Linked DNA regions of Homo sapiens: all the other regions are linked to region 3. The links are chromatin loops, found by intact Hi-C in ENCODE. Cell type or tissue: PC-9. All regions are shown on one strand.

Region 1 (5,000 bases), 110 kb after region 3:
ACCGGTGGGGGTGGCTGGAGGCTCCGGTTGGGAGGTTCTGCCCAGTGAGGAGGAAGAGGATCAGGGACTGCTTAAAGAGACACTGTGGCCATGCTTTCATAGAGCAGCTGTGCTGTGTTGGGGTACCTCTCCTTCCCCCAGTCAGCTTGGGCTTTCCAGAGCCCAGAGGCTGGAACGGCTAAGTCACCTAAACAGCAAAAATGGTGGCCCACTCCTCCCTCCGGAAATCTGTCCCGGGGAGTTTTCAAATCTCTGTTGGGCAGAGAACACCGGCAGGGGTGGCTGGAGGTCCCATTTGGGAGGTTCTGCCCAGTGAGGAGGAACGGGATCAGGAACCTGCTTTAAAGAAGCAGTCTGGCGGCCGGCCGCGGTGGCTCACACCTGTAATACCGGCACTTTGGGAGGACAAGGCGGGTGGATCATGAGGTCAGGAGATCGAGACCATCCTGGCTAACATGGCGAAACCCCGTCTCTACTAAAAATACAAAAAATTAGCCGGGTGTGGTGGCAGGCGCCTGTAGTCCCAGGTACTCAGGAGGCTGAGGCAGGAGAATGGCGTGAACCCAGGAGGCAGAGCTTGCAGTGAGCCGAGGTCATGCCACTGCACTCCAGCCTGGGTGACAGAGCGAGACTCCATCTCAAAAAAAAAAAAAAAAAAGAAAAAGAAGCAGTCTGGCCACACTTTCACAGAGCAGCTGTGTTATGTTGGGGTACCACTTCTGCCCTGGTCAGGTGGGCTTTCCAAAGACTGCAGGCTGGAACGGCTAAGTCACCCAAACAACAAAAATGGTGGCCCACCCTTCCCTCTGAAAGCTCTGTCCCAGGGAGTTTTCAAATCTCTGTTGGCCAGAGAACACTGGTGGGGTGGCTGGAGGCTCTGGTTAGGAGGTCCTGCCTGGTGAGGAGGAATGGATTGGGAACTTGCTTAAAGAACAACAGTCTGGCCATGTTTTGGTAGAGCAGCTGTGCTGTGCTGGGGGATCCCTTCTGCCCCTGGTCAGTTTGGACTCTCCAAAGCCCACAGACTGGAACAGCTAAGTTGCCCTAACAGCAAACCTGGCAGCCTGCCCTACCCCCAGGAGCTCCATCCCAGGGAGGCGCCATGCTGCTACTGGTGTCTGGCTGGAATTTTTATCCTGTGAGGCACTGTGGAAGTGGGGCCTGCAGACCATTAGTGCTTGGCCCCCTGGATTCAGCCTTTTTCCTAGGGGTATGTATAGGGGTCTAACCTGCTTTGTCAGAATTGCGGTTACTTTTGCTGGGAAGCCCGGAGCTGGAGTATCCAAAGCTCCTGGGTCTCCATGCACGCGTGCCTGAGCAGGTGCTCTGCTGAGACTCCACATAGCTTCGTGTGTCAGGCTGAAGGACCTGACTAAGTGGGTTCACAAGGGATATCCTGATTCAAGGGTTGCAAAGAACCGTGGGAGAAATGTGGTTTCCTGGGGTCGCCCACTCACCCACTGCTTCCCTGGGCAGGGGAGGTTCCCTTGGCTCTATGTTGCTCCTAGGTGGGCTGTCATCCTGCCTTGCTTTTCTCTATCCTCCCTGGTCGTGTTGTTTCCTTGATTAGTCGCAGTGCGAGTATCTGGAGGTTTCTGTTGAAGGTGCGTATTTATTCACCCTTTCCGTTCCTCTTCCTAAGAGCCACACACACTAGCTGCTTCTAGTCGGCCATCTTGGCCACTCCCCCTAGACTAGAGATCTTCAATGTCTTCTTGAATCTTTACCTGCAATCCTCAGCTGTGACCCAAGCCTTGAATTTTCCTAACAATCCCCTTTGTCTATCTCCCCCTGCCCTCTAAACTGACCTACCCTGTGGCCCAATCTATCAAGATACTTGACTCTGCTATGAAACTGGTAAGGCAGTTTGTAATAATTGGATGATGTACTGTTTATTTTTCATTTTATTGGGAGAGAAGTTACATTTTATGGAGCATCTACTTTGTGCTAGGTGTTTTAACTCAGTTATCTTATTCACCACAAAAACTCCGAGTGGGTGTATTACCCATTTTGCCAATAAGGGAAACTAATATGCAGGGAAGTTAAGTGATACGCCCAAGGTCACACAACCAGTGAACGATGGAGCAGGAGAGTGAGATCCAGCCAGTGCATTTTCAATCCTTTCCTTGGCGCATACGGTATTCCTCCTTTCCTTCTCTGCAAAGTGCTAACTAGCAGCAGTCACCAGAGGGCAATGCGGGGCGGCCATGAGCCTGGCTCTCCTGCAAGGCCTGTTGTTAAGAGACTGAGCCTGTGGTCCCCAAATCTACCACCAGGGGGCAGGCGGGGAAAAGAAATGACACATACTGCACGGAAGGAGTGGTGGAGCAGCAAACGGGGGCGGCCACAGCAGCTCACTGACAATGTGAGTTGTTCTAGATATTACAGGTTCCACAGTGTGTTACTGAAATCTTCCCTACATGTATTGAAGCACCATATACCAACCAGAATTTTAATCTTTTTCGTTGATTAACTTAAAAGCTTCAGTAGCATTATGCTTTGGTAAAAAGAACACAATCCAGTCTCTGCAACTTCCTGGCTTGGGCAACAAATAAACACCATTAATTACCTCCTGCATGCCAGGCACTTTACATGCTTTATCTCATTTAATCTTTACATCTTTGAGAGGTTCAGAGAAGTAAAGTGATCTGCCCAGATTTACACAGCAGAGCCAGGATTGGTGGGTCTGGCTTCAAGGTTGCTTATCCATCCATTCAAGCCTCAGTAGCCTCATCTGTCAAAGGGACATGATCATAACAATACGTATCCCAATGTTGCGATAGTTAGGCATCAAGCTAATGCACACATATCAAAGGGTGGAGTGCTAAACTGGGTGAAGTAAAAGATGCTACTTCTCTGAGGCCTGCCGCACAGTGAATTCAAAAGCAGATTCACAAGCATAGTCTACCTTTTGCAGCACCAGTAGTGTTATAAATTCTGGTGGTGCATGTTTTCATATCTAATTTACATGGAGGGAAACTGAGGCCCAGAAAGGGTAAGACATTTGGCTGAACTCTCTCAATGCCTGGTGTTCATTAGCTCTCATTGATTCACACACTTGACAAACATTTATTGAATGCCTACCATGTGTCAGGCTTGTGCCAGACACTGGAATCCAGGGATGACTCATATATTGTCTCCACCCCTTACAGTCTAGGGAAGGGATGATTGCTCCAATCAGGACTGAGCCCTCATTCTCTACTGCCTTCTGTGATGTTTCCTCATCCATTCATCCAATCATTGAGCCACCCACCAATTCACCCAACCATCCACTCACCCGCCCATCCATCCATCCATCCATCCATCCACTCATCCATCCATCCATCCATCCATCCATCCATCCATCCATCCATCCACTCATCCATCCATCCATCCATCCATCCATCCATCCATCCATCCATCAATCCATTCATCCATCCATCCATTTATCTACCCACCTATTCATCAACCCGCCCACCTACCTATCCATTCATACATCCATCCATCCATGTATCCATGCATCCATCCATCCACCTATGCACCCACTTATCTGTACATCCATCTAAGCAATTGATTAGACTTTGCTTCCTTTGGGTGAGGTCCCTCATTAGTGCCCCCACAGGCATTTGTGCTTCCCTCTATCACATTACTGATCACTCTTGGTGTCATGGTGTGTTATTTTGTCTGTGCCCACTTCTAAATAGTGAGCTCCTGGAGAACAGGAGACACGGGCATAAGAAACACTCAGTAACTGCATGTTGAATAAAGCAGTGGTACCAAAAGTAGGATTCTGGGCACCTCAAGTCTTGTGAAAGATGACCCACTGAGATCCAGGGGGACAATTTTAGAACTTCCATTTGCATTTAATTTTTAACTAAATCACAAGAACACAATTAATCATCTATTGGTATTTAATACCTAGATTGATAATGATGTAGCTGATGTATTGTATACCCCTGCATCACCCTGGTACATGAAGCATCCCGAGAGGAGGATGGGAATTCCACACCAACGATGGCCTACTGTGGCCTCCTCTCTTGTTTTCTGACTTTCAGGCAATTGCAAAACAGCATTTTTTCAACTATAGGATGTCACTGGTGGTAACTTTAGGAAAACGAGATTTTCAAATATCAGAGTCTTTGTGTAATTTTGTAACAAGATGCCCAGTGATTAAAAATTTTTAATGAGTTGGTGGTTAAATATGTTTAAGATTGTCTTCTGAATTGAATATAAAATGGTAAAACTTAATCTTCTATTTAGCACAAACAAGAGGGATAAACCAAGAAAGAAGACATGGGGTCTAGGACACAGGAGATCCCTTGCAGCACAGCCCGGTGGGGAAGGGGGCTGGACAGCAAGTCCAGAATGCAGCAAGTTTAGATGGAAATGAGAGGAAGGCACAGGGAAAATGACTTGTTAGCAGGCCCAATGGCTAGCCAGGATGTGCCAGTTTAAGTGCTTCTGAGTGGGTTTGTAAATAGCAGCTAACATGAGCCGCCATTCTTCCATTGGCCAGCCCCTTCCTAGGATCTCCTGGACCTTGCCATGATCCGGATTCTGAGAAGTTCATGGCTGGCACAACCAGGGGCTCCCAGCACCCTTCCTTGGTGCTTTGGTGACAAGGGCTCTGTCTATTCTGATTGCTCTCTGCTATAAGTGATCCCCATAAATGGAATTAAATTGGGTTGGTTGGTGATTAAATGTTTTTAGTATAATTCCTTGCTTCTTAGAATATTTGATATGATGGAAAGTTTGAAAAAAGTGAGGATGTGATATAAGCAAATAGGACAAGAGAAAAGAAAGATAAATAGAAACTCCAGGAGAAATAAAAAGTTTGCAAGAAAAGCAGTGTGCTCATAGTACTTTACTGTATCGGCTGAACTGCCATCAATATTTGCCTAGTCGTAATGTGTAAACGTTGCTTCTTGATTTTCAGTTGTTAGATTCAGCCTGTAAACAAAGAACATAAACCTTGATTGGAGTTGTAGAACAGAATATCAATCTTGAAAACATAATGTAAG
Region 2 (5,000 bases), 300 kb after region 3:
TTCTACCATGTACATTTTGGAATTATTTTAACAAATTCTAAGAAAAAAGCTATTGAGCTTCAATTTTGTAGAACCAATAGGTCTATTAGACACAATTGGCATCATTATAATACCAAGGTTTTCTAACCATAACAATTCCTATCCATTTATTTGGGACTTCTTCAAAAGTTTTCCAAAAGAGTTATAATTTTTTCCACATTTTCTTCCTATATTTTCTGAGCTTTATGTTCAGCTATATGATTTTTCATGGTTGCTTTTATAAAAAAGGCATTATTTAAAATTTATATTTTGTTTCTTGCCTACTATAAAATACAGTGTTTTCTATATATCCTGCAATGTTGTTAAACATATATTAATTCTAATAATTTACCTATGGATTATTTTCTGTTTTCCATATTGATGATCATAACAGCTTCATTTCTTCCTTCTTAATTGTTTCTGGCTAGGACCCTAATTATGATATTGAATAAAAGTGATAAAAGCAGACGTTCTTGATTTGTTCTTGATTTTGAAGAAACTACTATAATATGTCACTTTAAGTATGATGTTTTCTATAGGTTTATTGAAGATATTTTCTATCTGGTTAAATAATTCCCCTTCCATTTCTAGTTTGCAAAGAGTTTTATCTCGAATGAATATAACATTTCACTAAATGCTTTTTCCACACCTGTGAGAATCATGTGGTTTTTCTTCACTAATCTGCTGATGTGAAAAATTTACACTGATAATTTTTTAAATGTTAACTAACCTTGTATTACTGGGATTAACCCAATTTAATTATAAATTTATTATATTTTTAAAAATGCCATCAATAAATTCCTTTTGCTTTGAGCCTATCAAGTTCATGAATGAGATTGGCCTGCAATTTTTCATACTGCCTTCTTGTTCCTGCTTTTGCAATCAAGATATAATAATCAAAAAATGATTAAAGAGTGTACCATTATTTTCTGTTTTCTGGAAAAATATACGTACATTTGCAATGATCTGTTCCATAAGTGGTTGATGAAACTTGATGGTTAAAATCTAGGATTTCTGGGTGTGCTATGAGAAAATTTTAAACCACAGATTAAATTTCTCTTCATAAGCCAGTACTAATTAATTTGGCAAGTGATTCTCATGAACTTGTTAATTTCATCTAAATTTAAAAAATGCTTAGTATAATATTTTGATAATCAACACAGTTAAGATGAGTTACATTTTTTTGAAACAGAAATAAAAAATCTAGTGGCTTCAGCTGGTTTCATTTTTGTTGTATAATGGTAAGATCAAAGGTTGGTTGTCTAGAGTGGTACCGTTGCTCCACATTGCTATCTGGGATGATTTCTTTGTCTTGCTGCTTAGTCATGTCCTGTGTGCTTGTGACTACCTTGTCACAGGTTGCTTGGCCTCAAGCATGATGACAGCATTCCAGGCAAGAGGGAGTAAAAAGGTAAAGGGAGTGAGATATGGTCCAAGTAGAGATAGACATCTAGCGCAAGGTTTCTATTTTATAGCTGAAACTGCAAAGGCAAATGCACTAAGTGGTAGAACATATCAAGCATTTGAAAAATCAGGGGAAACTAGTATATAGAGATATAAGCTCTATCACAGCTCTAGAAAAAAATTAACAAATGGCTGAGTGATTAGCAGGTCATTGAAAGCCAAGTGTGAAAGCCAGGGGGGCTTCTTTAGCAGCACACAAAGAAGGGCTCATCTCTGCAGTGGGAGGGCAAGGAGACTAAGGACCAAGCCTAGGATCTAATCATCAGAGCAGACCAGCTCCAAAGATTGAATTCCCAACCAAAGTAGGTCTGCTATGCCCAGGCCAGAGCTCTGATTGGGAAAGAATGGGGCACATGTGACAGAGTCATCTGAGTTGATGCTTCTGAAAATCTTAAATGCCTACTCTAGTGCTGACAAGTGGCACAATAACAAAGTCACCACAGTGGCAGAGATGAAGGCTCTGCCTGGGCCCAGCAGCATGGGCTTCCACCCGTAGAGGCTGATCGAGCTATTGCTGCCACCAAGTGGCCAACCTTCCAGCAACAGAGACCAATGCTAAGCCCCAGACATGACACCATTCCTTGAGGGGACCAGGCAGCCAGGAAGTGGGAAGTTGACTATATCTGTCCTTTTGCATTAAGGAAGGGCCAGAAATGTGTTTGGACAGAAATGGACACATATTTTACATATGGGTTTGCCTTTCCTGACAGCACCTCCATCTGAGAACTTACAGAAAATATGACCCATTTGCACATCACATCAGACCAGGGGGCCCACTTTCCAGGGAAGGAGGTATAGGAGCAGGCCTGTGATCACAAGATCTACTGGTTATATCACACTTACCACCCAAAAGCTTCTGACCTCATAGGCTTGCAATGGCCTGCTGAAGGCACAGCTGAAGTTCCAGTTCACAGGTGACACTGAATCAAGATGGGACACTATCCTCCAGGATGTTGTATACAAACTGAAAACTATTAGGTGGATCTGCATCCCCAAAAAGAGGAATGCATGCATCCAAAGGGGTGATTCCACCTATCACCTCTAGCTGGTGAGTTTCATCTTCTTGCAACTCTGGGCTCTGCAAACTTAGAGGTCTGGGTCCCCAAAGAGAGGAACACTTATGCCAAGAACCCACTTGAACCATAAGCTGCATCTGCCACCTAGGCATGTCAAGTTCTTCATGGCCAGCAGGCAAGAAGAGGGGTCTTCATTTTATCAAGGAGAATTGGCCCTCATCATTAGGAGAAACTTATGGTTTTCTGCTGCACAATGAGGGTAGGGAGGAATAAAGGGGAACCAGAAGATCCACTTGGATCCCTCCTGGTATTCGCTTTCCCAGTTTTGATGGTAGCTGGGCAAGTGCAGCAGATCTGTCCTGAGAAAGGTATGGTGACCAGACATTGAGACACTGCAGAGATGAGTGTCTGCATTGTGTCATCATTTGAACCACTAAGACCAGCATAAGCGTGACCTGAGAGTGGGGGAAATCTAGAATAAACTGGGGAAGAGGGAAGCAATGAGTATACTTGTAGCTTCAAGATCAGCTGCAATTTTCCTCTTAAGTTTCCTTCAGCAAGAGCATCCCACTGGAATTCCCGTTGATAGTGTTGTTCAAATCTTCCGCAATACACTGGAGAGGTGGATCTGGACTATAGTGGACAAGGAATGGCATCACATAGATCACCATTTCAAGAAATCTATTCTTTTCCTCTAAGTTGTTGCATTTATTGGCATAAAGATCTTCACATTTGCTTATTATCTTATTATTTCAGTATTTGTAGCATTGGTAGTATTTGTCTCTGTTTTATTTATGATATTGCTAACTTGTGTCTTAGTCTTTTTTTTTTTTTTTTGAGGCAGGGTCTCACTCTGTCACCCAGGCTGGAGTACAGTGGTGCATTCACTGCAGCCTCAACTTTCTTGGACTCAAGTGATCCCTCTACCTCAGCTTCCCAAGTAGCTGGGACTACAGGCACATGCCACCATGCCCAGCTAGCTTTTAAATTTTTTGATGGAGATGAGGTCTCACTATATTGCTCAGGATGGTCTCGAACTCCTGGGCTCAAGTGATCCTCCTGCCTTGGCCCCCAAAGTGTTGGCATTACAGTCTTGAGCCACCACGCCCAGCCTGTCTTATTCTTTTTATCAGTCTAGCCAGGGTTGTATCAACTTTATTAATCTTTCAAAAAACCAGCTTTTAGTTCATGAATGTTTTACACTTTTTATTTTATTGATTTCTTTATTATTATCTTTATTATTTCCTTTTTTCTATTTAGGGATAAATTAGCTCTTCTTTTTCTAGTTTTTTAAGGTGGGAGCTTAGATCTTTTATTTTATACTTTTCTATTTTTACCATTAAAGCCATTTATTTCCCTTTAAAGCACATCTTTAAATGCATCCCACAAATTTTGATATGGTGTTTTCGTGATCATTCAGCTCAAAGTATTTTCTAAAGAATCTTATGATTTCTTCTTTGACCCATGGATTATTTAGAAGTATGCTGTTTAACTTCAGAATATTAGGAGGGATATTTCAGGTATTTTTCTGTAATTAATTTCTGATTTTATTCTACTTTAAATAATACTCTGTATTATTTAAATCCTTTTACATTTATTGAGACTTCTTTTATGACCCAGTATATAGTCTATGTTGGTGAATGAACCGTATGCATTGAAAAGAAAATTTTTTGCTTTATTGGATGGAGTATTCTATAAATGCCAATTAGATCAAGTTGGTTGATAGTATTGTTCAAATCTTGTATATCTTTACTGACTTTTTGTCTATTTGTTCTACCACTTATTAAGACAGGAGTGTTGATGTTTCCAACAATAGTTATGGATTTGTCTATTTTTACTTTCAGTTGTAAGCTTTTGCTTGGAGTATGTCTGCTTTATGTGATGTTAATATAGCCACTTAGCTTCTTGTGCTTAGTGTTTGCATGGTATATCTCTTTTCATCCTTTTATTTACTTCTAATCTCTCTGTGTATCTGTATTTAAAATGGGTGCATCTGCATGTTCTCACTTATAAGTGGGAGCTGAATGATGAGAACACATGGACACATGGCGGGGAACAACACACACTGGGGCCTGTTGGAGGGGCAGGGAGACAGAGCATCAGGAAGAATAGCTAATGAATGCTGGGCTTAATAGCTTAATACTTAGGTGATGGGTTGATTTGTGCAGCAAACCACCATGGCACATGTTTACCTATGCAACAAACCTGCACACCCTGCACATGTATCCCTGAACTTAAAATAAAAGTTAGGCTGGGCGCGGTGGCTCACACCTGTAATCCCAGCACTTTGGGAGGCCAAGGAGGGCGGATCACAAGGTCAGGAGATCAAGACCATCCTGGCTCACACAGTGAAACCCCGTCTCTACTAAAAATACAAAAAAATTAGCCAGGCATGGTGACCGGCGCCTGTAGTCCCAGCTACTTGGGAGGCTGAGGCAGGAGAATGGCGTGAACCCGGGAGGTGGAGCTTGCAGTGAGCGGAGATTGTGCCACTGCACTCCA
Region 3 (5,000 bases):
CTCACAGGTCTGGAGGCTGAGAAGTCCAAGGTCAGGGAGACAGCATTTTCAGTTGCTAGTGAGGCCTCTCTTCCTGGCTTGCAGATAGCCACCTTCTTACTGTGTCCACACATGGGGGTGGGGAGGGAGGGAGAGAGAGAGAGAGAGAGATTGATTCTCTTGCCTCCTGCCCTAGTGTTTCTCTGATGCCATGGTGTACAAGGCACCCTCCTGCTGGGCAGTCATGCACATGCAAGTCAGCAGAGCAGGGAAGGCAGCTGTGGCTGGTAGCCAATGGATAAATGTTTCCCACAAGTGAACAGTTCTGAGATGTATTTCCCAAGCCTTCTTAGGAGGTCCTGTGGGATAGAGCACCCAGTTGCCCCTGTGCATCCTTACACTGGCTTTCCCTCCTTCCCCTTCTGTCCCCTCTTTCACTCCTGCTCCTTTGGTACCACATCCCCTAACCAACTTAACAAACTACTACATTTAAGCTTTTTTTTTTTTTTTTTTCTCAGACTCTGCTTCAAGGGAGACCAGGCTAAGACAATCTATTATAACAAGATTCCGTTTTCTTGGAAAAGCTACATTAGGAAAAAATGGGAAAAGAAACAAAAGGAGCTAGAAATATAAATATCCATAACAGAGATGCAAGAAGGGGATCATCCCCTTGAGCAGAGTAGACTCTTGACTGTAGCCCAAGTGTCAAGTTTACTTATTCACTTGTGTGGACGTAACAGAGTAGGGGGCGCAGGGAGAGGTACCAAGCTAGAGGGACCTGGAAGAGTTTATAGTCTAGCATAATTCACTTTCCAGTCCTGAGTTGGCCACTTACTATTGACTGTGTGATCTTATGTACACGTCTACCTCTGAGCCTCAGAGCTCAGAGCCTTTCCTTACGTGTGAAATGGGGATAATAAATGCCTACTTCAAGTGCTCACTCATACTGTGAGATACACAGACTACATTAGTTGAATGTTCAGCCTAGTGTCCAGCCCATGGTATCTGTTCAACAAATGGTAAGTCACAGCCCTCTGTAATTAGCTTTGGATTGTCTGAAATCAAATTTTTCCTACTGCTTCCTATGTGCATACTTAGCTTCTGCAATAAAATGGTAAGCCTCTCAAAGGCAGTGATAGAAGATCTATTGGTCATCAATAGATACTTATCCCTTTTCTAGAAATGAGTCCAGCTTTCCTGCCCATGCTAGCAGAGACCTTAGCCTCTAGGATTTGCTTGCTTTCCATTCAGGTCAGTTCCCAGGAGGCAGAGTCTGAGACAGACGTGTGTGCAGGGGGTTGCTGGGGAGTGCTCTCAACACTGTGAAGGATGCTGGATGAGGCAGAAGTTGGGCTATGTTGTAGTCACAAGGCCTTGGCTTGACCCCAAAGGCGCTCTGAAGCTGAGATGGCCCCTCAGGGTTGTCCCTGGGCCTTCCGATCCCTATTCTGACCAATCATTGGATGTGGCTGCCCTGGGAAGGAGCATGTCCTTCAGCAGATGGCTCTCTGCTCCAGAGCAGTGCCCTGAAAGCACCGACAGCCAAGCACCACCAGCAACTGGGGGAAGAAGTCCTGAAGTGGGGGATCAGGGTGGCGCAGCATCCACACCTTCAGTGTAATGGTGGCTTTGGAGAGTGTGGTAGTCACTGCGAGTTCTCTACCCAGTACCCACTTTCCCTTTTTTCTCGAGTGAAAGGAGGCTGAGCTTGTTTGGGACAGCAGTGTGCCCAATAAAGATCCTCACTTCCCTCGACTCGTTTACAGCAGAGGTAGCCAAGGGGCCCCACTCTGGCCAGTGAGAGGCGAACAGGAGTCTGGGTTCCTGATGACATAATGGCGCCACTGGCGAAAGTGAAAGGCTTTATTGCTTAGGCCACTGTCATCAGGTTTCGGTAGCACGGAACCAAAGGCAGTCCTAAATGGTTCAGGAGGCATTATCACATACCCTGCTTAAGAGCATGGTCCTGCGTGTGATATGGGCACAGCGGGAATCCCAGCTCTGCTGCACACTAGCAGCCGTGTGGAGCCTCAGACGAACTACTCCTCGTGGTTCCCTTTTCTGTAAAAGTGGGAATGACAGTAGTATTCTCACTACCATTTCAACATATAACACCAGGGTAACCAACTTGTTCCAGTTTGCCTGGGACTTTCCTGTTTTTTAAGCACTGAAAGCCCCACATCCTGGGAAACTACTCAGTGCCAGGCAAACCTGCACAGCTGCTCAACCTATTAAAACACCCTCAAACTACCCTGCTTCCTTTACAGATGGAAGACTGGAAAAATTGTGTTGATGCTGCCCCCTAGTGGTTGAATGTAATGTAACTGCTGCAAAGATACATTTTACATTATAAGTTTTCTTGAGAATAGCAAGCCACAGATGGTTAGAGGCAGAGTTGGAATATTCCCCTAACCATTTAGATTTAAATGTAGAACTGCTTTAACCCTATTATATTATTCATCGATATTTGCCAGCAAATATACTATCTGGTAGGACTATTGTGAAGATTAATGAAATGGTGTAAATTTTCCCATGGTATCTCATATAGTGGTTGTTTTTTTTTTTTTTTTTTTTTTTTTTTTAATGACAGGGTCTTACTCTGTCATCCAGGTGGAGTGCAGTGGCACAATCACGGCTCAATGCAGCCTCAACCCCCGTGGGCTTAAGCAATCCTCCCACCTCAGGCTCCCAAGGACCTGGGACCACAGGCATGTGCCACCACTCCCAGCTAATTTTTTTACTTTTAATTTTTTGTAGAGATAGGGTCTCCCTATGTTGCCCAGGCTCATCTCAAATTCTTGGGCTTAATGTGCTGGGATGACAGGCATGAGCCACCATGCCCAGCTATAAGTGCTCTTCAGTTCACTGGTATCATGTGAACTTGAGTTAGACTCAGCTGTGACTCTTCCTTTGAAAAAGTGACTTCAACCCCTGCCGGGCTCCCCCCGCCTGTTTTCCTCATTCACATTAGGGAACTAGGACTTTCCTCAGAATGTTGTGAAGATTCATGAAGAAACACTTGTGGAAACCACGTAGTTGGCACTACATGGCCAACTTTACTGCTGACAATGTTGTCTGGAAGGCAGGCCTCAGGCCATCCCTCTGCTGAGGGGCTCTGTAGCTCTCAGGAGCTGAGCTGGCCCTCAGGGATGCCTTCTCCTCATCAAGGCCAGTCTCCGCTGGCAGTCGGGCTTCAAGAAGTCCTGCCCAGATGCTCTGATGTATTCAGCCGCTTCCTCTTCAGCAGAAGCTATTACTCATCTGAGCTGGCTCCTGGGCAGGCACAAATACAGGGGGACAATCCAAACATTCAGTTCAGTGGCCTTGGGCAATGGGAGTTAACTGGTGTTTAGGCCAGAGCTTTGTGCTGGCTGCTCTTAAAGCCACAACTGCAACATAAACCCCAGCTATTTTCTGCTACTCGTGGTTGTGTTTAAACACAAGGTGGCACACCCACCCTTGTCTGGACTGCTAAATCTGTTCAGAAGGCTTCCCTGAGATTCAGAGAAACAGAAGCATGTATCTCTGCCTCTCTCTAGACAGTCTTTAAGACTTCTGGAAAAAGGAATCACCTAAATCTTCCAGAAAGTCTAATTCTGCTATGGCTATGAAAACCCTCAAATAGGCTTAATAGCAATATTAGATTAAGATCCTCAATTTCATTTAAAGTGAAGTTAGAGAAAGAATACTTACATCAGGCTGGGCATGGTGGCTCACACCTGTAATCCCAGCACTATGGAAGGCTGAGGCGGGTGGATCACCTGAGGTTGGGAGTTCAAGACCAGGCTGACCAACATGGAGAAACCCCGTCTCTACTAAAAATACAAAATTAGCCGGGCGTGGTGGTGGCACATGCCTGTAATCCCAGCTACTCAGGAGGCTGAGGCAGGAGAAACGCTTGAAACTGGGAGGCAGAGGGTGCAGTGAGCTGAGATTGTGCCATTCTACTCCAGCCTGGGCAAGAGCAAAACTCCGTCTCAAAAAAAACCCCAAAAAAACCTCACATCAATAAATACCTGCACCACAATGAAGGAGCCTCCGCTTTGTTCTGTGTAAAGCCTTGTAGTCCTGTTTTAGTACCTTGGCTTTAAGTTGCCATTTCATGGATTTTTAATGAGATTTTTAAAATATGTCTAATCTATACCATGAAATATTACTCAATGGCTATAAAGAGCCATCTACATTTATATACATCTCAATCAGTCAATCAATCACCTATCATCTTAACATGGAAATATCTTTACGACATACTGATAAGGGTGGCAAGTTAATGAGAAATACTTCTCAAGATGGCCAAATAGGAACAGCTCCAGTCTATAGCTTTCAGCATGAGCACGCAGAAGACGGGTGATTTCTCCATCTCCAACTGAGGTACCGGGTTCAGCTCACTGGGGCTTGTCGGACAGTGGGTGCAGGATAGTGAGTGGATGCAGTGCACCGAGAGTGAGCCGAAGCAGGGCGAGGCATCACCTCACCCGGGAAGCGCGAGGGGTCAGGGAATTCCCTTTCCTAGCCAAGCGAAGCTGTGACAGATGGCACCTGGAAAATTGGGTCACTCCCACCCTAATACTGCACTTTTCCAATGGTCTTAGCAAACGACACACCAGGAGATTATATCCTGCACCTGGCTTGGAGGGTCCCATGCCCACAGAGCCCCGCTCATTGCTAGTACAGCAGTCTGAGAAGCTTAAACTGCGTGGAGCCCACCGCAGCTCAAGGAGGCCTGCCTGCCTCTGTAGACTCCACCTCTGGGGGCAGGGCATAGCTGAACAAAAGGCAGCAGAAACCTCTGCAGACTTAAATGTCCCTGCTTTGAAGAGAGCAGTGGTTCTCCCAGCATGGAGTCTGAGATCTGAGAACGGACAGACTGCCTCCTCAAGTGGGTCCCTGACCCACGAGTAGCCTAACTGGGAGGCACCCCCCAGTAGGGGCAGACTGACACCTCACATGGCTGGGTACCCTTCTGAGACGAAACTTCCAAAGGAACGATTAGGCAGTGACATTTGCTGTTCAGCAACATT

The links. A loop is a pair of places that touch in the nucleus more often than their neighbours do. Peaks named below come from ENCODE experiments on the same cell type or tissue, not always from the same donor. Only the 100,000 strongest peaks of a DNase experiment are listed, where the experiment ranks them.
Region 1: it touches region 3 in a loop (11-fold over the local background); 2 of 110 quality-filtered maps call a loop at or near these places.
Region 2: it touches region 3 in a loop (4-fold over the local background); 3 of 110 quality-filtered maps call a loop at or near these places.

Annotation. Positions count from the first base shown.
Region 1 is chr3:141,189,698-141,194,697 of GRCh38, reverse strand. No RefSeq gene overlaps it. Among named protein-coding and RNA genes, the nearest start is that of PXYLP1, 40 kb to the left of the region's middle. In PC-9, CTCF peaks have their summits at 2,031 and 2,234 (motif pointing right); a DNase peak (open chromatin) is centred at 2,227; H3K27me3 peaks cover 1,449 bases.
Region 2 is chr3:140,997,228-141,002,227 of GRCh38, reverse strand. No RefSeq gene overlaps it. Among named protein-coding and RNA genes, the nearest start is that of SPSB4, 52 kb to the left of the region's middle. RefSeq lists a silencer at 1,919-2,098. In PC-9, a CTCF peak has its summit at 2,012 (motif pointing left); no DNase peak of the experiment used is centred here.
Region 3 is chr3:141,300,855-141,305,854 of GRCh38, reverse strand. It overlaps LOC124909441 (a long non-coding RNA gene), which reads right to left and starts at 2,022. Exons shown (of 4, transcript XR_007096119.1): 1 at 1,927-2,022; 2 at 1-99. In PC-9, CTCF peaks have their summits at 2,058, 2,258 (motif pointing left), 3,147 and 3,346; DNase peaks (open chromatin) are centred at 2,274 and 3,304; H3K27ac peaks cover 758 bases.